Linked DNA regions of Homo sapiens: region 1 is linked to region 2. The links are chromatin loops, found by intact Hi-C in ENCODE. Cell type or tissue: PC-3. All regions are shown on one strand. Each heading gives the region's core, and the rest is flanking DNA. Links, peaks and the distances in the headings are about the cores only.

What was found. Hi-C counts contacts between places; a loop is a spot of excess contacts. Peaks named below come from ENCODE experiments on the same cell type or tissue, not always from the same donor. Only the 100,000 strongest peaks of a DNase experiment are listed, where the experiment ranks them.
Region 1: it touches region 2 in a loop (5-fold over the local background); 5 of 110 quality-filtered maps call a loop at or near these places.

What each region holds. Positions count from the first base shown.
Region 1 is chr6:112,293,482-112,304,481 of GRCh38, forward strand. All of the region lies in intron 2 of LAMA4-AS1 (LAMA4 antisense RNA 1), which reads left to right. It overlaps LOC107986632 (a long non-coding RNA gene), which reads right to left and starts at 5,619. Exons shown (of 2, transcript XR_007059712.1): 1 at 5,380-5,619. In PC-3, for the core only: a CTCF peak has its summit at 2,833 (motif pointing right); DNase peaks (open chromatin) are centred at 2,830, 4,770 and 5,630; H3K4me3 peaks cover 1,455 bases; H3K27ac peaks cover 4,185 bases.
Region 2 is chr6:112,226,390-112,237,389 of GRCh38, forward strand. All of the region lies in intron 2 of LAMA4 (laminin subunit alpha 4), which reads right to left. LAMA4-AS1 (LAMA4 antisense RNA 1) reads left to right here and starts at 10,207. Exons shown (of 3, transcript NR_121193.1): 1 at 10,207-10,249; 2 at 10,390-10,527. In PC-3, for the core only: no CTCF peak of the experiment used is centred there; a DNase peak (open chromatin) is centred at 5,422; H3K27ac peaks cover 1,325 bases.

The sequences.
Region 1 (11,000 bases), core at 2,641-7,640, 67 kb after region 2:
AAGTGATCCTGAGTGTAAGGAATAAAACTGATATGTTGAATAGTTTTTCACTTAAAGAATTGCATGAAACCCATATATTTTATTTTTAAATATAGTATATTGTAAGTTTGCCACTTGATTTCAATGACTCTAAAGGCTTATTAAATATTTATGAGTGAGGGAATTATTTCCACAGCATTTTGCATTCCTTTTGCTTTGAAGTGAAAATTTGCACATGATACATTTCCAGCAGGATTTTCATATGGTCAGCGTATACTTGCAAGCTTCTTGGGAAATGGAAACACTGCAAGGTTATTTCAATAAACAGGAAAAAAAAATGCCCAACTTGGAAAAATGTTACAGAGATCTTTAAAAAACATACGAGTAATGAAAGAGTGAAATTAGAGAGGTCATGTGTGTATGTATATGTCTCTGTGAGTGTATGTGTGCATGAAGCCTCTCACTGGGCTGCATGAGATTTATGAGGAGATGTCAGGAGTTCCTTGGACTCTCTGAAATTGAAGGAAAATACATGTATGTACATATTGTTGAGGATTCTCAATAAGGACAGTGAGCAAAAAAGCAGTCAGAAACACTGACCATGGGGAATCTTTTGAGAAGCAATGGCATAATTTTAGGTGGCCTAAATTATTGTTTTAAATCAAATAAGTAAAAGGTAGAGGCATTGTGATATGATCTTGTAATAAGACCTATTGCTAATGTACAGCTTATTTACTTTTCCCAATAGAGGATTGAGAAAAGTCTTAGAATGCAATGAACATTTCCTGAAATGATCCAAACTGAAGCCTTGGTATAAGAATAGGTTATTAAAATAGTTTGTCAAATGTTTATTAAGACCTTACTATGTACCGAGCGAAGTTCTAGAGCTTTAGTTCACATTAGTGAACAAAACAGACAAATATCGATCTCTAATCAATTTTACATTCAGTTAGGGAAGATAGACCTTAAAGAATAAACAAAATAAGTAAATTGCATAGTATGTTAGAGTGTGATATAAATGCTATGGAAAAAAATAAAAAAAAAAAGAGCAGGGTAAGATGGGTTGGACCAGCCACTTGGGGGTATGGAGAAGTTGCATATTAAATAGGGTGAAAGGATGGACCCATCTGAATAGGTAAGATTTGAGCAAAGATTCCAAGGAGGTAAGAGATTTAGCTCAGTGGATCCTGAAGTGGGGATAGGGGTGGGGTGGTGGGACATTCCAAGTAGAGGGAAAGAGCAATGGTGACATTTGGGGAGCTGTGAGGAGGCCTCACTGTGAGGAATGAAGTGATCAGTAAGCTAGGAGAAGAGTAGGAAAAGAAGCCAGAGGAGTAACTGAGGCAGTGAGGGCTTTGCAGCCACTGTAGGACTTGGGCTTTCTCTCTGTATGTGATGGGAACCAGCACAGATGTTTTTTGTTTGTTTTATAGATCCACAAGTATAAACTTCAATATACTTTGGTCAGAAATGGATAAATCAAGTCAACACAAAATATGTAAATCCAGAGGGAATTTGATAAAATTAACATAACAACCAGCTCTAAAAGTAGACAATGTGGCTGGGTGGCTCATGCCTATAATTCCAGAACTCTGGGAGGCCAAGGTGAAAAGATCACTTGAGGCCAGGAGTTTGAGACCAGCCTAGACAACATAGTGAGACCTCCTGTTTCTATAAAAAAAAAGAAAAGAAAAAATAGCTGGGCATGGTGGTATATGCCTTAGTTCCAGCTTCTTGGGAGGCTGAGGTAAGAAGTTCGCTTAAGCCTAGAAGTTTGAGGCTGCAGTGAGCTATGATTGTACTACTAGCACTCCGGCCTGAGCTACAAAGTGAGACCCCTGTCTCTTAAAAAAAAAAAAAAAAGTTGAGAATGCATTTGCTTTCAAACACACAGGGGCAGTTTATAAACATTGTCCATGTATCAGACCTCAAATAAAGTCTCACCATGTTCAAGAAGAGACCATGCACAACATATTATCTTACAACAGTGCAACAAAAGTAGACGTTAACAAGATTTGAATAGTTTTTTTCTTAAATATAAATATTTAAAGATTTAAAAGCACGCTTTCACATATCTCTTGGTTTAACAGGCATATCAAACCCGAAATTACAAACTATGGAAAAATTAACAACAGAAAATACAGTGCAGTTCGAAAGTAGCCTGGCCAACATGGTGAAATCCCATCTCTACTAAAAGTACAAAAATTAGCTGGGCATGGTGGCAAGTGCCTGTAATTCCTGCTACTTGGGAGGCTGAGGCAGGAGAATCACTTGAACCTGGGAGGCAGAGGTTGCAGTGAGCTAAGGTAGCACCATTACACTCCAGTCTGGGTGACGAGAGCAAAACTCTCTTTCTCTCAAATAATAATAATCATAATAATAATAATAATAAAATAAAAACAAAAACATTGCACAGTGAAACCCATATGATATAATTAATATGCTGCCCAGAAGTAGTAAATTGAATTCAAAACCTCTCAGGATATCTTACATTGAAATTTCAGTATTATTTGCGAAGCAGTGACCGGCAAAACTGGGATGAGAACATGCAAGTCAACTCTAATGTAGCTGAAGAAATTGAACTTTTGAATTCAGCTTACGTTACCAGTAGAAGTGGCTTTTCTTCTTTAACAGAGAAAGCATCTCCCCTGGCTTGAAGAATCTGCACTAGCCTCCCTTGAGGAAAGAATTGTCTTGCTAGGGAATTTGTAGGACCGTAGGTTTTTGTTACTGTTGTTGTTTTAAAAGAGAGAGTCTCGCTCTGTCACCCAGGCTAGAGTACTGTGGCATGATGACAGCAGAGGATAACAACTTGTTTCAAATGAATCACTGGCTGTTGTGTTGCAGAGGACACTAGGGGGCAACAGTGTGGATGCCAGGAGACTAGGAGGCTATTATAGTAACCCAGATGAGAGAGGACAGCAACTGGGACAGTCCTGGGAGCAGTAGGGGTGGTGGAAAGTAGTCACTCTTGATATATTCTGTATGTAAAGCCAGCATGATCTCCTGATTTGTTGTGAGGGGATGTGGGGAGAGAAGAAGAGTCAAGGATAACTCCAAGGTCTTACCCCACAGAGATGGAGAAGATTGCAGGCAGGAGCAGCTTTGGAAGGAAGATTACGAGCTCAGTTTCAAATGTTAAGTCTGAGAAGTTAAGCTCCAAGTGGAGATATGGAGGAGACAACTGGCTATGTGGGCCTAGAAATTTGGAGAGAGATCTGCCTTGGAGATATAAATTTAGGAGTCATCAGCATGTAAATGATGTGTAAGGGTCATAGGACTAGAGATCACCAAGGGAGAGAGGGTAGCTGGCAAAGAGAAGAGGCCAAGGACTGGGTCTTGGGGCTCTTTCTAACACTAAGTCATCAGGGGGAAGCAGAAGAACCAATCAAGGAGACTGAAAAGAAGCAGCCTGGTAGGAAGAAGGAAAGCCAAGAATGTGTTGTCCTGGAAACCACACAGAGTAACTGTATTAAGGAAGAGTGAAAGACAGACTTTGGCACATACTGACCTGACAGATCAAGTAAGATAATCAATGAGCACTGACCAATGGATTCAGTAATATGGCTATTACTGATGACTTTGTCAAGAACAGTTCAGTTGAGTGGTAAGGGCAAAAGCCTGATTGAGTGGATTCAAGACAGAATTTGAGGAAAGAAACTAGACAGCCAGGTGATTTGCTGCCAAGGGGAGCAAAGGAATGGGGCAGGAGCTGGTAGGAAGGTGAGGCCAAACGAGTGTGTGTAGTTTTTTTTTTTCTATTTAAGGTAAGACAAAAAATAGCGTGTTTGAGTCCTGGTAGAATGACCCAACAGACAGTGTAAAATGAATGGTGTTGGAGATAGAGAGGAGAACTGGCAGATTGATATTCTCCATTAGGCAAAAGGGATGGGATCTATTACATAAAGGGTGGGTGGGGCTCACAGAAAAACGGAAATTTCATCTATGGAAGAGACGGGAACATGGAGAATGTAGGTAGATACTTTGGTAGAAGCCTGCGGATATTTTCCTCTAACTGCTTCTATTTTCTCAGTGAAGGGAGAATTAAGGTGAGCAGCTAAAAGCAAGGGTAGTCCAAAAATTCTATGAAGATATAAATATGTCAGAAACTTATTACTGTGGTGCTCCTTCTATTAAACTGTTTATTTGCCAGAGTGTCACTTGAGTAGAATTAATGAAAGTGTATTAGTCCATTTCACACAGCTATAAAGAAATATCTGAGACTGGGTAATTTAGAAAGAAAAGAGGTTTAATTGACTCACAGTTCCGCATGGCTAGGGAGGCCTCAGGTCACTTACAATAATGGCAGAAGGCGAAGGAGAAGCAAGTACCTTCTTCACAAGGTGGCAGGAAAGAGAGAGTGTGCAAGGGAAACTTCCACTTATGAACCATCAGATCTCATGAGAAATCACTCACCATCACAAGAACAGCATGGGAAAAACCACCCCCATTATCCAACCACCTCCCAGTGGGTCCCTCCCTGGACACCTGAGGATTACAGTTCCAGACGAGATTTGGTGGGGACACAGAGCCAAACCATATCAGAAGGCAGAAGAAGTACCATAATAATGTGATACAAAGAACATCTGCCCTGTGGTACTCCTGTCTAGCTGTTTGATATATAACTAAATGCTACTCTTCCCGAACTCAGCATACAGGGAGGGAAATTTCAGGGCCTCCATCCCTGGGAGAATATTCTGAAAGAAGGGTAACCCTTAGCAACTGCACAAACTGCTCCCAGATGACTCACCAGAGAGCTTCTGGGTGGAAATCCAGTGGAAATAATGCAAACACATTCATCTTGACCCCAGAGGTCTAACTCCACCCAAGGCTTAAGTTTCTTTCCTCTGTTGTACCCTGTGAGTTTCCTGGAGCAAATATTCATGCTTAGCTCCCATGTCTCTTCCCATTTAGCTGTCAGTTCCACTTAGGTATGCAAAGGCACTCAGTTCTCACTGCTTTTAAAATTTCATGATTTTCCCCTGGCGTTCTCCTGAGATTCCTCCCAGTATTGCACCTTCATGCTCGCCTTCATAGGCGAGCAGCATTAACGCCTGGGCTTCCTGAGCATCAGCAGCAGCTTTCAAACAGAGAAGCACATTAGGAAAGCGAATTCACTCAGTCATTTAACTGTTCATTCTTCTATTTAGAACTTAAGAATGTACAAGTCACCTCAGACATTAAGGCCTTCTTGAGAAACGAGGGGAATATTTAAAAGCAGTTTTAAAAAAGAAAACATTAGCTCTGCAATTTTTATCTGTGTCTTGGATAGTTAACCTACAGAGAAAATTAATTTCTTACCACATTATATTTCTCTCTCTCTCTCTCTCTCTCTCTCTGTGTGTGTGTGTGCGTGTGTGTGTGTGTAAATCTGGGAAGATCCCATGAACTTTTACTTACTCTGGTAGAACAGGCAGTTTAAGTCACAAGAAGTCTCAAATTTCTAAATGTCTAGTCCAAGGTATGAATCAGCACACCATTTCCATTCTAGGAGAAGTCCCTTCTCCTCTCCCTCCCAGCCGCAGATCTGTTATGGAAGGGCAGGCTTCTGCTCTCTGCCCCACTCCTTCAGGCTGGCTGATTCCTCAGGGTGGAAGGTGGAAGGGAAGGTATGGGGAAGTGGAGGTGGTTGTGATGTGTGAAAGTATTGCCTCCTGAGAGCCACTTAAATATCAGGAATGTTATAAGCTGGTTGTTAAACTGCTGGTAGCTTGAGATTAGTCATGGTGGGTGTATCTACACCACAGAGACTAGCAAATATTTCAGATCAAGGCTTCCCCATCCCTGCCCTTGGAGAGCTGTTTTATTAACACATCACTGGCTTAGGGAATAGGAAATTCTTCCGGGGTTTAGGTGGCTTTGAGTGCTATAGTCTTGGCAGACAGTTCACCTGAGTCTTTCCCTACGTGTGAGTTCTTTGGAGACCACTATCATCAGGTACCTCTCTCCAGCCCCTGGGATACTATGGGCTGTTCATGTTGTCCTTGGGCAGGCTGCTTCCAATTCTCAGTCAGCTTCTGCTTGTAGAAGATGACCAGCCCCACACATTTCCTGCTGTTGGGACCCCTTTGGGCTCTGGGCAGGATTCACTTTGATACTATCCCAGAGCAACATTCCTTTTATATTAGTTTTCTATTGCTGTATAAAAAGTGACTACAATCTCAGTGGATTAAAACAACACATATATATTTTTTAATCTCAGTTTCTGTGGGTCATGAGTCTGGGCCTGGCTTAAGCAGGCTCCTCTACTCAAGTCCTCACAATGCTGCAATCAAGATGTCTGATGGGCTGCATCCTCTCTGGAGCTTGGGGTCCTCTTCCAAGTGCTTGTGGTTCTTGTTGGAATTCAGTTCTGGGCAGTTGTAGGACTGAGGTCCTTGTTTTCTTGCTGGTTGTCAGCTGGGGTCTTCTCTCAGCTCCTGGAGGCCACTTGCAGTTCTTTGCTCTCTTAGCTTCCTCTCTTAGGTCCTTTGATCAGATGTCTTGCAAAGACAGAAAGATAATCTAACTGGTTTACCTATATGGATGTAATGTAATGATGGGAGTGACTATCCTATCACCTTTGCCTAACCAAGGTAGAGACATCCCGTTCCTTTTCCACACCATGTAACATAATCAAGGGAGTGACATCCAACTACCTTTGTCATATGCTATTGACCAGAAGCAAGATACAGGCTCTGCCTACATTAAACAGGAGGGGATTGTACAGAAGAATCATGACTCATTGGAGGTCATCTTTGGGTATGCCCACCATACCTACTACATCTGGTCCTTGAATTTCACAGACCTGTGATCATCTGTCAGAGGGGAGCCAGTTTCTTCCCACAGAGCCTCAACTTTCTGCCTGTTCTGCCATGAAAGCCGCCTGCTGACCTCTCTCTCTCCTTCTGGATTTCCAGAAGTGCAGCACATGTCTATTGTGTTCCCGCTGCAGGGTCCTGTGGATCCCTCTGATGGTCACTTTGGAGCCTACTGTTTTTAGACTTGAGGCAAAGCAAGTTGAAACTGACATAGCATTCCTGTCCTTGAGGTGAAAAGGGGGCTAGTAGTCACAGCACCAATTTCTCCAAAGAATGCTCCTGAAATTTTCTTTCCTCTTCGTATTCTGAGTTCTTTGTGTAAATTTGATCTTGTCAATGGGCTCAAAAGTCAGTAGAATCTCCAACTTTCACATAGGAAATCAATAGAGTACAGTGTAAACTTTATAAACAATGAATAGCAGCATGTGTAGAATGTTTAAAAATGTGAAGGTGAATATTAGAAAAAATAGTTAAAAGAATAAAAACTGGTGCCATTGGAAAGCAGGGCAGGATAAGGGTGGGGCAGATATAGTGCTATTTTTCTTTATATTCCTTTTAGCATTACTTAATTTTTTCAGATATCTTCCTGTATTGTTTGGATTTTTTAAAATATATGCCCAAAGAGGCACTGTTTTCATCTAGTCTTTGTACTTGTATATCCTACTGCAGGACTAGACATAAGAATTTTTATACTTCAGTTTACTCATCTGCTAAATAAGCACAGTAATGCTTTAAAAATTAAGAGATGAAAACTCTTGATAAAATATTTTGAAACCTCTAAGGAAATATGCTTTAAAATATCAGTTGTGATGAGCCAATTTGCTATCACCAAGTCTTCTAAACATTGAATCAAATAGTCTTTGTCTAAGTTATTTCTGTGCCAAAGTTACCATTCAGTCTCAGCTGAAAATGTATTTACTAAACACAGCTACAACTATGGCTTGTATTTATTATAGCTTAATGGTGAATTGTGGATTGCATGTTTGACATTTTTGGAAGTCAATGCTCACTTTATTGAAATATCTTCTGTCTAAAATGTATACCAATGTTCTTCATCATACCAATCTACATTAATATCTTAGACATATTGATATACAGACATGTTGGGCACATAGACCATGTGGAACAGGAAACCAAAGAAAATGTCAGACTGTTGAAATCAGCATTCAGAGATGAGAAACAATTGGCCAGTGTGGCATGGGGCAGCCTGTTTCAGAGATTACAAGGATTAGACCAAAGTCACAAACAAGGATAGTCCCTGGCATCAGCAGCTAGAATTGTCAGTCAATATCCAGGCACGAGGGGCTGCTACTCAAGGGAGTCTTTTCTGAGCTGCACTTTTCAACACTTGAAAGGCAAATTAGAGAGTAGCAGCTCTTCCTATTAAACTTAATTATGGATAGCAAATTGATCCATGCCATTTTAGAAATGCTCACCTCTTCAGTTATATTTGGCAGAAAATAGGAGGTTCCAACAAGTTCGATGTGAGTGAAGTTTAGTTCTTCTCTCACCACCTTAACATCATGTGCTGATGAAATAGAGTCTCACAATTCCGAGTCACAATTCTGAGTGGAGACATTTGTTACCATTGATTACAAAGTGAGGCCAGGCCGGTTCATGCCACCTATTGTTTTTTTCTTTAAATAAATCTTATTGTGTATATTTGAGGTTTATCACATGATGTTATGGGATACAAATAGATAGTAAAATGGTTACTGTAGTGAAGCAAATCAAAACATATTCCTCTCACATTACTACTTTCTTGTGACAAAAGCAGCTAAAAATCTACCAAACAGAATTCCCTAATATAATTTTATTAACTGTAGTCCTCACATTGTACATGGAATCACTAGACTTGCCCATCCTACATATCTTCTACCTTACATGCCACCTACTGTAAGTCTCAGGAGTTCCTAGGTCTTTTCTTTAGGTGATTCATCCACTTGTTACATGGAAGGTTGATTTACTTGAGGCAGACACACTGATTTCCCAAAAGCAGAATCGTTTTATCCTGAGAGTTGACATCAGAGAAACAGAAGTTTTATGACCTTTCAACAGGATTCAGGTCACAAGGGCACAGGCCACAGGCCTTATCAGGTTCTTATTCTAGTGTGAGGAGTATCTTGAAACCATTTCCTTGGCTCATCTGTATATCTAGCATGTCATTAATTCATCATTGAGAGCCTATTTCTGATATTCTTTATGATAATTTCCTAAGCCTCCGTGCAAGAAGACTTGTGCTAGCCTCTGGAGTGCAGACTTCCCAACTAACTGCTGACTAGCTAACTAAGCAACCCGAGGGCAGAAATTTCTGCTTCAGATAACAGATAATACCTAAGGCTGTACTTAAACCAATACATGCTGTTTGTGCTGAGGGTTTTTTTTTTTTTTTTTTTGTAAGACAGTTTTGTTGGGATGCAATTTACTTTCCTTTAATATAAACTTTATCTATTGTAAGTGTACAATTTAGTAATTTTAGAAAATGTATAGGGTTGTGCACCCATCACAGCAATCCAATTTTATAATATTTTTGTCACTCAGAAAGATTCCTCTTGCCCATTTGCAGCCAATTTCGAATTCCATCTCCAGTTCCAGGCAACCACTAATCTATTATCTATTTCTATAGGTTTGGATTTTCTGAATATTTCATGTAAGTTGAATTATATAATGTGTGGATTTTGTATCTGGCTTATTTCATTTAGCATAATCTTTTGAGGTTCAGCCACATTGTAACATGTATCAGTAGTTCACCCTTTTTGGTTGCTGAATAGTATTTCATTGCATATACACACTGAATTTTGTCATTCATTCACTATGAACATATATATATATATATACATAGTGAATGAACATATATATAGTTGTTTCCCCTTTTTGACTATTACAAATAATGCTGCTATGAACATATATATATATATATATATATATATATATGTCTTATATATATATAGGTCCTTGAGTGAACATATGTTTTCATTCATTTAGGGTAGATAGCTAGGAGTTGGACCAATGTTAAAGTGAAGTTTAAGCATTTTAAGAAACTGCCAACCTGTTTTCCTAAGTGACTGCACCATTTTTACATTCCATCAACGATGTAGGATGGTTCCAGTTTCCCCACATCTTCACCAGCCTTGTTATTGTTAAAGCAAACTAAACATGGCCTGAGAAGGAATCCGTACTTCCATATTTGAGTCCTTGTGGATGAACAGGAACCTAACTTAATAGTTAGACAAGACTGAAAATCTAACTTAAGAGTGTGAGCCTGTAATAATAGCTAGGTCTTGGCCAATCCCAGTGGCCGTACTTCAACCATTCATACACTGCTGAGTGTTCAAACTGTGTTCAAATAAGGCAAATGCCAACCTGTAACCAATCCAGCTGTTCTGTACTTCACTTCCAATTTCTGTACCTCATTTCCTTTTTGTTTGTCTATAAATCTCATTCCACCACTTGACTGTGCTGCAGTCTCTGAATCTGCTGTGATTCTGGGGGCTGCCTGATTCGCGAATTGTTCATTGCTCAGTTAAACTCCTTTAAATTTAATTTGGCTGAAGGTTTTCTTTTAACATTATTATTTGTGTTTTTTATTATAGCCATCCTAGTGGGTGTGAAGTAATATCTCATTGTGATGTTGTTTTTATTGTATTTTTAAAAATTTCCTTTTAAATTTAAGATTCAGGGGGTACATGTGCAGGTTTGTCACAAGGGTATATTGTGTGATGCTGAGAGTTGGGTGTCTGCTGATCTCATCACCCAGATGGTGAATATAATACCCAATAGGAAGTTTTTCAGCCCTTGCCCCTCCTCTTCCCTCCCCAGTCTAGTAGTCCCCAGTGTCTGTTGTGCCAATGGTTATGTCCATGTGAACCCAAGATTTAGCTCCCACTTATAAGAACATGCGATATTTGGTTTCCTGTTTCTGTGTTAATTCGCTTAGAATAACAGCCTCCAGCTGCATCCATGTTGTTGCAAAAGACATTATTTCATTCTTTTTTTTATGGCTGTACAGTATTCCATGGTGTATATGTACCACATGTTCTTTATCCAGCCCACCACTGATGGGCACTTGAGCTAATTCCATGTCTTAGCTGTTGTGAATAGTACTCTGATAAACATACTAGTGCAGGTGTCCTTTTGGTAGACCGATTTATTTTCCTTTGAGTATATACCCAGAAATGGTATTGCTGGGTTAAATGGTAGTTCTGTTTTTAGTTGTTTGAT
Region 2 (11,000 bases), core at 2,640-7,639:
TGCTTTGGCCCGCCTTGCCTTTGCATATACTATTACATACGCTACAGAGGCCTGGGATGTCTTTCCCTACTTCATCTCACCTGGGAACTATTTCCCTAGACTTTCAGACTCAGTCACTCACATGGCACCTTGCACAGACTTCATCAGAGCACACGGAACATGACATTATAAATTTTAATTTATACTCTTGCCTCCCTGAAATCACTGTGAACTCCTTCAGAACAGGGATAGTGTCTTACTCATTTTTGTGTCCTCATCACCTATCATAGTCATTCGCAAATAGCAAGTCAATGCCAAAAATATGCTAGCAGAAAAATGGGTTTGAATTGGTAAAGAATGAGGCAAGTGAGGGCAAATTGTGCCAACACTTTGGAGAGCAATTAGGCAAATTTCACAAGTGAAGATATCTCTAACTACAAATGAATCTTTTAAATACAATATTGAGGAAAAAGTCAGTTGCAAAGGAGAAACAGTATGATGTTTATACTGTATTTTAAAACATGCAAAATAATATGATGTAATAATATATTGTGTAGGGATACACATATATAAAGAAAAGTATGAAGAAAGAAATAGGAATCTGAGAAATCAGGCCAGTTAAGGGTAAAGGAGTGGGGATGAGACTGAGAAAGAGTCTCAGGGCTTCGACTATTTTATTTATTTATTTATTTATTTATTTATTTATTTATTTATTTATATTGAGACGGAGTCTCGCTCTGTTGCCCAGGCTGGAGTGCAGTGGCATGATCTCAGCTCACCGCAACCTCTGCCTTCCAGATTCAAGCAATTGTCTGTCTCAGCCTCCTGAGTAGCTGGGATTACAGGCACCTGCCACCATGCCAGGCTAATTTTTGTATTTTTAGTAGAGACAGAGTTTCACCATCTTGGCCAGGCTGGTCTTGAACTCCTGACCTCGTGATCCACCCGCCTCGGCCTCCCAAAGTGCTGGGATTACAGGGGTGAACCACCGTGCCCCGCCTGACTATGTTATTTCTTAAAATCCATGGAGGACATACACGTTCTCATGAAAGAATGAAAGAAAGAGGAAAAGGAGCAAATGAGGAAAGAAAAAGAAAAGAAAGGAAAACAAAAGATCCTACTTAGGTTGTCTGGATATAGGATTTCCATGTCTATACCCGGTGAGATCTCTAAAACATCATCTCTAGGAAGTGACTAATGTGGTCTTGACAATAGATTGAGACGCTTGTGTATAATTTCCCCAACTTCCTGGTTATTCACTTTATGTATCATTATTATTAACACAGTTTAAAAATAAGCAAAATAACATTCCTTACTTAATTTGTCCTTCCTTTGTTTTTCACCTTACAGCTAGCAGCTGCCTCATCCCATGTGGCACATTTCACACATATCTGTCTTAGTTAAAGCATACATCAGCCTTTAGGTTCTTCTATAATATTTGAGTGGCTACTAAATCTGATTTCCACTAATTATTTTATGCTAGCAGTAAAGCTACATGTCCGAGGCTACATGTGCAACTCAAAGGACTTTTACGGTGCTTATTTATTCTAGTTGGGCCTTACTATTTAAGGCAGAGGTAAAAGATCCTCAAAATAGTGCACAATACTCTCATTTTCCAGTTGACTGAGAAATTACAATATTAAAATTTAAGTAAGAGGGTTTAGAGGCCAGTTTTCTGTCCTAAGAAAGGATCTATGACCCAAACTCAGACAGTCTTGCTTCCTTAGGGATCAAGAGAGCTAATAATGGGAGCCCTAACTATCTGTGGCCTTAGATTGGCAGAACATGACAAGAGTAACCCACAAGCTCAGGCCAAAGGTTGCCCTGTCCAGCTGGCCTGGAGTTGAAATGGGGGAACCAGGAGAAGATTGTGCAATAATTCAAATGAAGCTGAACTACGGAATTTAGATTATGTTCTTATAGTTTGCTAAAAATTTTTTATATAATCTCTTCCTTTATGTGAAGGTAAAATAATTTGTCAATTAAAGCAGATGGTAGTAGATGCTTTTGGGAAGGCTTCCTCTAGACAAAAGGAAATGGAAAAAGCCATGAATTTCAGGAGGGGGCTTGTCACTGAGGTAGTCAGGCCCAGCAGGAATAATCAAAATTCACCTAAGAGAGTGTAAATGAAGAGAAAGAAGAGAATTAGAGTTTACCGAATTGTGGGCAGGTTAAGGGAGCAAGGAATGGAGAGGCCATAAAAGCTAGAAACAGTAAAATTTGCAAAGATCTGCTCCCTCTAGGGCCCAAGGGGATAAAGAAAGCCTGTTACACAAAGCCAGGGAAAGCTGGAACTGTGGAGGAGGGGAGCTTGCCGGCGGGAGCTGCCATCTTGGGAGTCATGGCTTCTGCCTGAACAGCCGTGCTGAGGCAGAGAGGAAGTGGAGCAGAATGGCCCCAACTTTCCCTTCTCCTATTACTTTCCCTGAAATGCAAGGGAGCTTGTGTGCTGTAGCCTTTGGGCATCAGTCTCTTGAGGCAGGGGCAGATTCTGGATCTGGGGGGACAGGTGCAGAGTCACCAGCACACCCTCGTTCTCAGGGTGCTCAAGCAGTGGTAGGAAAGACCAGCTGGCTCTTGATCTGGGGACTATTCAGTGGTCCAGCAGATGTGCGAAGTGATACCTGATTCACTTTCTTTCTCAGACAGTCCAAGGTCAAGGACTCTTTCAAATAATCAAGTTGCCTTTACCAAATTTCAAAGGCTCATTGAAAAATGTTAATTTACCAACTAGGATGGTTTTAAATCCTAAAATAAAAGCACAGTCAGCTTTTGTTAGAAAATTATTAAATACGACACCAGAAATCCCTGTGGCTCATAGACTGAGCTAGAAATAGGCCAAAAGTTTAGGCTTACTTATATTCAGCTTCTTTCAATCATGTCTTCCTCATGGCCCCATTTCTCACTTTCTTTGTTGGTGGAGAGCAGCCCATCTCCCTTGCTTTCCTCTCCTCCTCTTTAAATAACCCTAATCCTCCTCAGCCTTCTTCAGGCAAAGTCTCTGAAAACAGCCAAAACCATACCAACACCCATTATCTCCTCCAACATCCTGAACTCAACTTTCCATTTCAAAAAGTTGAGTTCAACTCTTTGAAGTCATCTCTTGCAAGATAATTGTTCTTTGTTGAAATGGAAAGGTCTTTTTAGCTGTAACTATTCTAAGCCTTCATTTAGTGGTGACAACAAAATTTCGCATGGTCTCACTGGGGGCCATAGGTAGGAAACGGCATGGACATAAGTGCTTCTTACAAGGCATATTTCTGGAATAGCTAGTAGAAGACTGAACAGAGCTAACAAATGGAATTCTATCCATCTGGGGATTGAAGTTGCACTATCTAAAGAAAGATGATTGCACTATCTAAAGAAAGATGGATTTCACTCCGCGTATCATAATTCCTCTATCATAATTTATAACAACTTGAGCAAAATGACATTTTCCCCTGTTCAATTGATGGAGCATATTTTCAGAGAATCAAAATAGATAAGGGTTTGTATTCAAAGGTGGGATCCATGTCAACTAGTCAATTTTGATAGGTTTCTCAATACAATTGTAGTGAATTAAATGTTAAATGAAAGAATCAAGAACGTTTCATATGTGGGGAACAAATTTCTTTAAAATTCTTTGTCCTTTTTTTTTTCTTATGCTTCTAATAGCTCTGTAACTACTTCTATTTCCCCAGGAACATGCACATTTAGGTATTACTTCTTTAGCATTTACATACAAAATGGCTAGGATATGATAAATCTACTTTTTGCCATTTTAAGAAATGTCCATGTATGTCTGTGTTCAGTCCCCATTTGTTCACCATGCACCTGGCAGCTGTGCAGTAAATGCTTGTTGAGTGAATGAATGAATTTCTCCTCCAAATGTGCTTACATTTAAGATAGCACAGCCTCTAGACCTAACTGATTGATCTGCCATGGGCATGACATGACACACTGCAATCTGTTCCTTGCAGTGGATGTAATTTCCTATAGTTAAGTCCTTTGGAGACAGCCTGAGGCAGCAGAAAGTCTGAGATCATCAGTATTTCAGTTCCAGCTCTACCTGGGTGACCTTGCCCAGATTATTTAACTCTAGGCTTTGGTTTCCCTTTCTGAAAAAATGGGGCTGCTCACCTTATTACCTTCTAGAATGGTTGTGAGGATCAACTAATATTTAATGCATTTAATGTTCAATATAAAGGCATAGAAATTGTTCTGTAACTATTAGTTTCTTCTCTTCTTTTTGGACTTGTCTGTACCAGGGTTATTTGTTTTAACTGGTTCTCCTGAGTGAGCTGCCATTCTTTTTTTCTTTAGGGCACACAGCTTAGCAATGTTTAAGTTAGTAGTTCCTTGTCTTTCTTCCTTGGAAGACTTAACTCCCTGAGCACAGAAACTGGATTCACCTGATTTGTTGCTGAATCCTCAGTGCCTTCATAGAGCAGATGCTTAATCAATATGTATTGGATGTGTCTTGGCATTACAGAAACACAGAATGCCAGAGCTGGGAAGGACTGTATCTAATTCTTAATTTTAAATTTGGGAAAACTGAGGCCTAGCGAAGAAGCAACTTGTTGAAAGCTGTTTACATAGAGCAAGGTGATGCACCATTAGTGCTCTAGTCACTCAACCACGCTTCTTGATGAGGATGATGATGAAGAAGAAAATGATGCTGGAAAACTGTGGCGTTATTGCTGAAGCTCACACCTCTTTTGGGCCTGCAAACAAACTTATGCTGTCCATCTCTGCCTTTCCCTGGAATACCCGGGATAAAAGTCATCTCTGTTCAAGTTTATCAAATTTATCAAGAGTCTCATAGAAGATATCCCATTAGTATGTCTCCCTTTTTTCTCAGGAAAGTGCCATTGTCATCAAAAGGTCTTAATACCACTCCCCAGTCATCTTGGAGGGGAGAATGCAGGTGATGGATGGGGTAAGGTGGAGTGACCTCTCTTAAGCAAACTCAGGTTTGCTCCATGAGTGTGTGTGGCTGAGTCCATATGGACACCCAGACTATCAGATAGTCCTCAGAGACAGCCCATTAGGCCTCTCTTATTACTTGGTTTGACATATGGCAATTATTCTCAATTTAAATACAATAATTTATAACTGATGTTTTAGTTTTTAACAGTTTTTATATAGTGTAGATAGAAATAGACCACGAAGCAAATAATGCAGATCCCTCATTAGCAAAGTCAACCTCAATAGAAGCCAGTCGTATGACATCCAGCTGTATCCCTGACACCTCCTTTGTTCCATTTGAGGGATCTGACAATGGGCCCTGGAAAAGGATGCCTCTTTGTGTAATATACACCAGCATGTGTGCAGGTGTTTCCCTCATGAATCAGAGGCAGATGTCTGCTCAGGCAGAATATGTGGCAGCTTGACATATGTCTGGCCCCACCTAACAGGAAAACTGTGGCCCATAAATTGTACTAATAAAATACCATCACTGCAATTCTGACTGAGCCATGAAACCAACACCTTCATCCTTCAACACTAAGGAAGGCTATACCCCACAGAGTGTTTGTAACCCGTTCCAAACTTAGGATTGTGTGTTGAACTCCCACTCTGTCATGTGTTTTATGAGTCAAATTTTATGAGACAAATGATAATGAAATTCGACTCCAAGTGCTCTTATTTGTAAAATGTGAGCAGTAGAACCCATTTAGCAAATATTTTACAACTCTGCTATGTGTCAAACACCTAAAAAGCCTCAGAAGAATGGATCTTTAGGCTAAAATCCAAGTATTTCAGAGTGGCAGTCGGCTCAGGGACACTGGTAACAAGGCCATTTCCAAATAGTTCATTAATAAACAAATACACCAAGCACCAACTGCTTACAGAAAGCAAGGCAGATGAATTACCATCCTGAACACTCAGCTCCTTAATTTGGGGAGCTTATTTAAAAAACAGATTTTGCAACAAGTGGTAAATATACAGGAATATAATTTTAACTACAGTATCACAAACCATTCATAAGCTACTTCTATTCCTTTTAAAGCATGAATGGTATTCAAAATTGCTACAGAATTTCCATCCTTTTCATGTTATTTAAGGGTATTTTGTATTATTTCTTCCCCTAATTTCCCTTCCCTAAGATTTCATTTTTAGATTTTTGTGAAATACTATTTAATGTAAATATGTATTTTCTTTAACTTTTCATTTATAAATAGCATAATGTGTACATTTCTTTTGAGTAAAAATTTTGGAGGATAGTTTCAGAATTGCTTTACAATATACCATCATTTTGTAGCTTTGAAATTTTGCCCCCAGATAACTGTTGTGATCGAGATAGCTATTCTGTTACAGCACGTTTCTAAAAGTGAAGGTAAAGAACACAAACTAAAGTGAAAAGAAAATGACTGCAAAGGGAATGGCAATGTCTGGGGTGCAACAAATCTAGTATTCACACTGCCATTTTAATGACAACAAAATAATACACATTTATGAAAGGAAATGAATGGGGAAGGCTGAGAGTATTTGATTTAAAGCAATTCTGTTATCTGTCATTTGAAGAAAAAAATTGTGCTGATTTTAAAACAATACTTTCATTACAGATGTTTCCAGACCCCTTCCCTGATCCAAGGAAACAAAATACCATTCAGCAACAGCCCAGATTTAGAGATGGGACTTGTTCCAATATAAACATTTCTTAGCTAGACCTTCTCCATGAAAGTGCATAGTCAATTTTTCCATATACAGTGGGAAAGACAAAGCTTTTAGCTTAAAAGGCATTCTCACTCGCAGCACGGAGCTCCTGGAATGAGCAGCCAGGGACACCGTGGTTGACTATTGATGTCACGCCAAATGCTATCTTGACTTGTTCTTCAGAATTACACAACAGAATCGTATCAGAGCATACACATACCATGAGCAGAAAAGTAGGCACTGTTTTGGATTTCAGTATTTGGTATGGTCATTTATTCATTTTGTCTCTGCTTCATGTACCACTGGCTATCCAGGGCCCAGCCCAGGGGCTGGCACAAAATGCGTTTTCAACAAATAATTGTGGAATGCATAAACAATTTTTTTTGAGCACGAATTTTAAAAGGAACTTGCACAGGCAATTTGGGGAATCAGAAGATGAATCATGGACCCTTCTGGCCTTCAGGGGTTCAATGGGGGAAATTTAAGCTGTATCTGTAACTTACTAGAATATCTGGAAGAAAGTGCTAAGAGCTATAATATCATGAGAGGTACAAAGAAATGCTGAGTGAGCTAAGAAGAGCAAGAGATTACTTTTAACATAGGGAAGAGCGGGAATCAAAAATGGTTCTTTGGTAGATGTGCGGTTTGTGGAGGATTTTCTGAAAGGAGGAAAGCTGAGGCTGAAAGAAAGCATAGGGCAATTTTTAGTTTACTCCTCATAAGGTAGAGAGGCTAAACTTATATTCTGTCTGTTGTTTCATTGCTTCAAGCAGGCATCTTTCACTCCTGGTAATCTCTCTCAATAAAAACACCAATGAATTTACTTTTTTTCTACTTGCTGGGAATTTCTTTGGAAGGATTAGTTTAATATCAGCAATTAAATTTTGTGACATCTTCAGCAACCTTCTGGCTTACAGTATACTCACATGGACACGCCACCCTCTCTCCACACATTGTAGATAATATTGGAGGCTTGCCCTAGTTCCTGAAATAAGTGTTAGGCACATCTGGAAGCCTTGTTAATCCTTTGGGGCCACCAGGATCCCATGAGTCACTCTCATGTGGCTTGAAAGTTAGGAATCTTGGAAGCAGTAATAATTTTCAAGTTATAACTTATACATAGGAAGAACGTCATTCAACTATAAAAACAAATTTTTTTTTTTATTTTTCATTCTGCCGTTTGATGCATTTTACCCAAAATGAGCTAAGCAAGATAATAAGAGGAACACTTGGTTTTGTGATTCTCTGAGTAACTGCGAGACTGGTTTAATGAACTTAGAACCTATCAAGAATGAAAACAAGAACCTGGTGCACCTGGTTTTTCAATACTCTACTGTCATCGGTATATGACAGTAGGTTTATGTCATAGGTTTATGACAGCTACTCAGTGACTAGCTGAGATATAGCACATAAAGTATTCTTATAAAGCTTTGACTACATTTTAGTATATTTTTTCTTTTTTGAAATTTGTTAATTTCTGGATGATTTGAACTAACTCAAAGGAAATTCATGCTGATTCATGACTTTGAGGAGAAAGCGCATTTTCTAGATAAACATGAGCTTGTGTTAGCAGATTAAAAAAAAAAAGAGATTGTAATCAAAAGAAAACCAACGTAGTTTAGATAATCTCAGATGAAGATCTAATGTCATAACTAAAAAACAGATCCAACACGTAGCTTTCAACATAACTGAATGGAAGAGAAGACAAAAAATGTGCTAAGAAAAAAATAACAGAATGCTTATTTCCACCGAACACTTTGATATACTGCATGTCCAAAAACATAGGGCACAGGAAAAATGTGCTTCATCTGCCAAAGTAACCACAAATACTGTTTGAGACCAGGAAGAGCCCAGCCCTTTAATAAAAACCTAGAAGTTTGGAGAACCTTACAAATATCTTTGGATATCCAAATATCTTCGGATATCCAAATATCTTCGGATAATACTCATAAAGATGATTACTCTGACCTTACACAGACATCAGCTTCATCTTAAATACAGTATTATTCTCACCATACTGAGGATCCTCCTGACATCAAAGACTAGGGTGAGAATGAGGCGTGAAAGTGCCCACCATTTTGAAAATGGACCATGGAATGGGCAGGGTTAGAACTGTCCTGCCTCCCAAAAACCTTCCTATTTTGCAGACCATGTGGGGCTGCCCCAAACCCCTGAAATACCCCTTTTTCCTTGTCCTCTATTAGGTTCAGGGCATATCTCAGCAGATGCTGTTCATAGCAAAGTCCCTGGATTATATCATAAAGTTCTGTAGTTCTGCTGGGAATTGGCAGATTTTCTCGAGAAACAGGTATTATATATATTTTTTTGCTGTTAGAAGACTAGGGTGATTTCCCTGTGACATTAACAGTAGAAAAATTCTACATATAAAAATGGAGCTGCTGAAACTCAGAATTGTTATAAATCAGGTTGACAAGGTCATGGAGGGGTACAAGTGCCAGAGTGGACCACTTTGGTGCTATCAACGTTTCATTTTCTTCATTAATTTCTCACATTTCAATTGTTTTGGTACATGATAGGGAAGTTTCTTAAGGTCATGTGGAAACCTGACCGATCACTGTGTACAGGAGGAATACCAGACATGATATGGTCTAGGAATTTTAAAAATTAATTCTTAAACTTTTAAAACAAAAATGTTATTGTTCATTTTTGAAATAGATCTTTCTTTCTTCCTTTTAAGATCAAGGATGTTTTGTTTATTTTTATGTGACCACCAGAAAACTCTAGCCGGAAATTCTGAAATTTTAATGCACTTGAATGCTTACTTTCTAAGTATAGGTGCTGAGAGCATGGTTTAAGGGGTTGATAGCATATGGGGCCAAGGCAAAAAATGCTTGAAATGAAAGAAATGGGATGCATGATTTGGTTATAAATTAAATTCAAAATTGAGATAAATATAATGACCAAAGGCGAAGAGAACTTTCAACGTTTTAGCAATTGAATTACTTAGTTCCAGGACACAGATGACTACATAAGTTATAAGGCGAAGGTAAACATGGATATATTCTTGTCTGATCCAGCTCACTTAATGTCTCAACACCCCCGTGACGGCGTCCCTGCTCTGTGATGCAGTAGAGAAAGACAACTGACCTCAGAGCCAGGAAACTTGGTTGTGGTTCCAGTTCTAGAAACCCTGTGTGGGAACTTGGGGAAGTGACTCAACTTCTAGCTCTGGTTTCTTCCTCTTCAATGATGTTAGCAGCATGATGATTTCCAGGCTCTTCACATTCTAACAGTCTAGAACTCTGTGAAACTTCCTGCTGTCTCAACAAGTTTCCACGCTAGGAGACTTTGGGCTTATCATTTAACATTTCCATGCTTTCATAAATTAGATGAATAACCTCCGGACTGCCTGGTTTGTAAGATGGTTGTGAAGATTAAAGGTGGAAATATATAGGAAAACACTTTGTAAATCATGAAAGCTTAATAAGTATCAACACTATTTTCTACCTGAGTCAGTAGTCATTGGAAATTCCAATATTTGGCAGTTGTGAATAACTGCCAATTTAACAGTTGTTCAATATCAACAGCTTTTTAAAAGCTGAGGTCTTCAAGCTACAGGTAGAAGGAGATAAAAGAAGCTTTCCTAATTCATTAGAACATCAGTTCTCCCCAGGTATACTGCAGATATGTTATAAGGCAAATTAAAACAAGCTGCAGTTTGCCTTCATGACACTATGAAATGCTTAGGTTGCTGCTTTTTTAATTCGCATGGAAAACTAAAGTTTTTGATGCTTATTTTCTTGATTTTTATAGACATAATGTTCATCATGGAAGTACTTTTCCCCTTTGGAGATCACTGGAAACAGCTTCTGGACCACAAATGGGGTGAACTACTGTATCGAGAAAGGAGAGAGTAAGACTTGAGAGCTATCTTTTTAGCTCAGGGTGCAGGTAAGAAACTGTGGTTTATGTTTCAGAATAAGATGATATTCATTGCGATGGAATAATTGGTTTAGAAGAATAAAAACTGAATGAACATCTGGTCCTTCCTATGAAGATCAAATGATAGTGGTTATCTGGTCTACCCACTACCATCCTATCCTCTCTCCGAAGCTCCTTTGTTGTTGTCCTCAGTACTCCCAGGTTAATGACCGAGACAAAAGTGGAATTTCCTAATTTCCTTGAAAAGGGCCAAAAATACCGTCAGACAGGGAACAGGAAGCATAAAAATATCTCTCAGGAGAGCACCAATTGTTTAAAGATTTCTAGCTCATGTTTGGAGCTATTACAGGGGTGCTCTGAGCATCAGCTGCTCAATGCAACCAGTGACAAGTACTGGCCCAAGGCAGACGTGTGTACTGCTGGGAAACTGCCTAGGAGGCACTGATTTGAATAAGATTTTGAGTAACATTTTGGAGACTAGT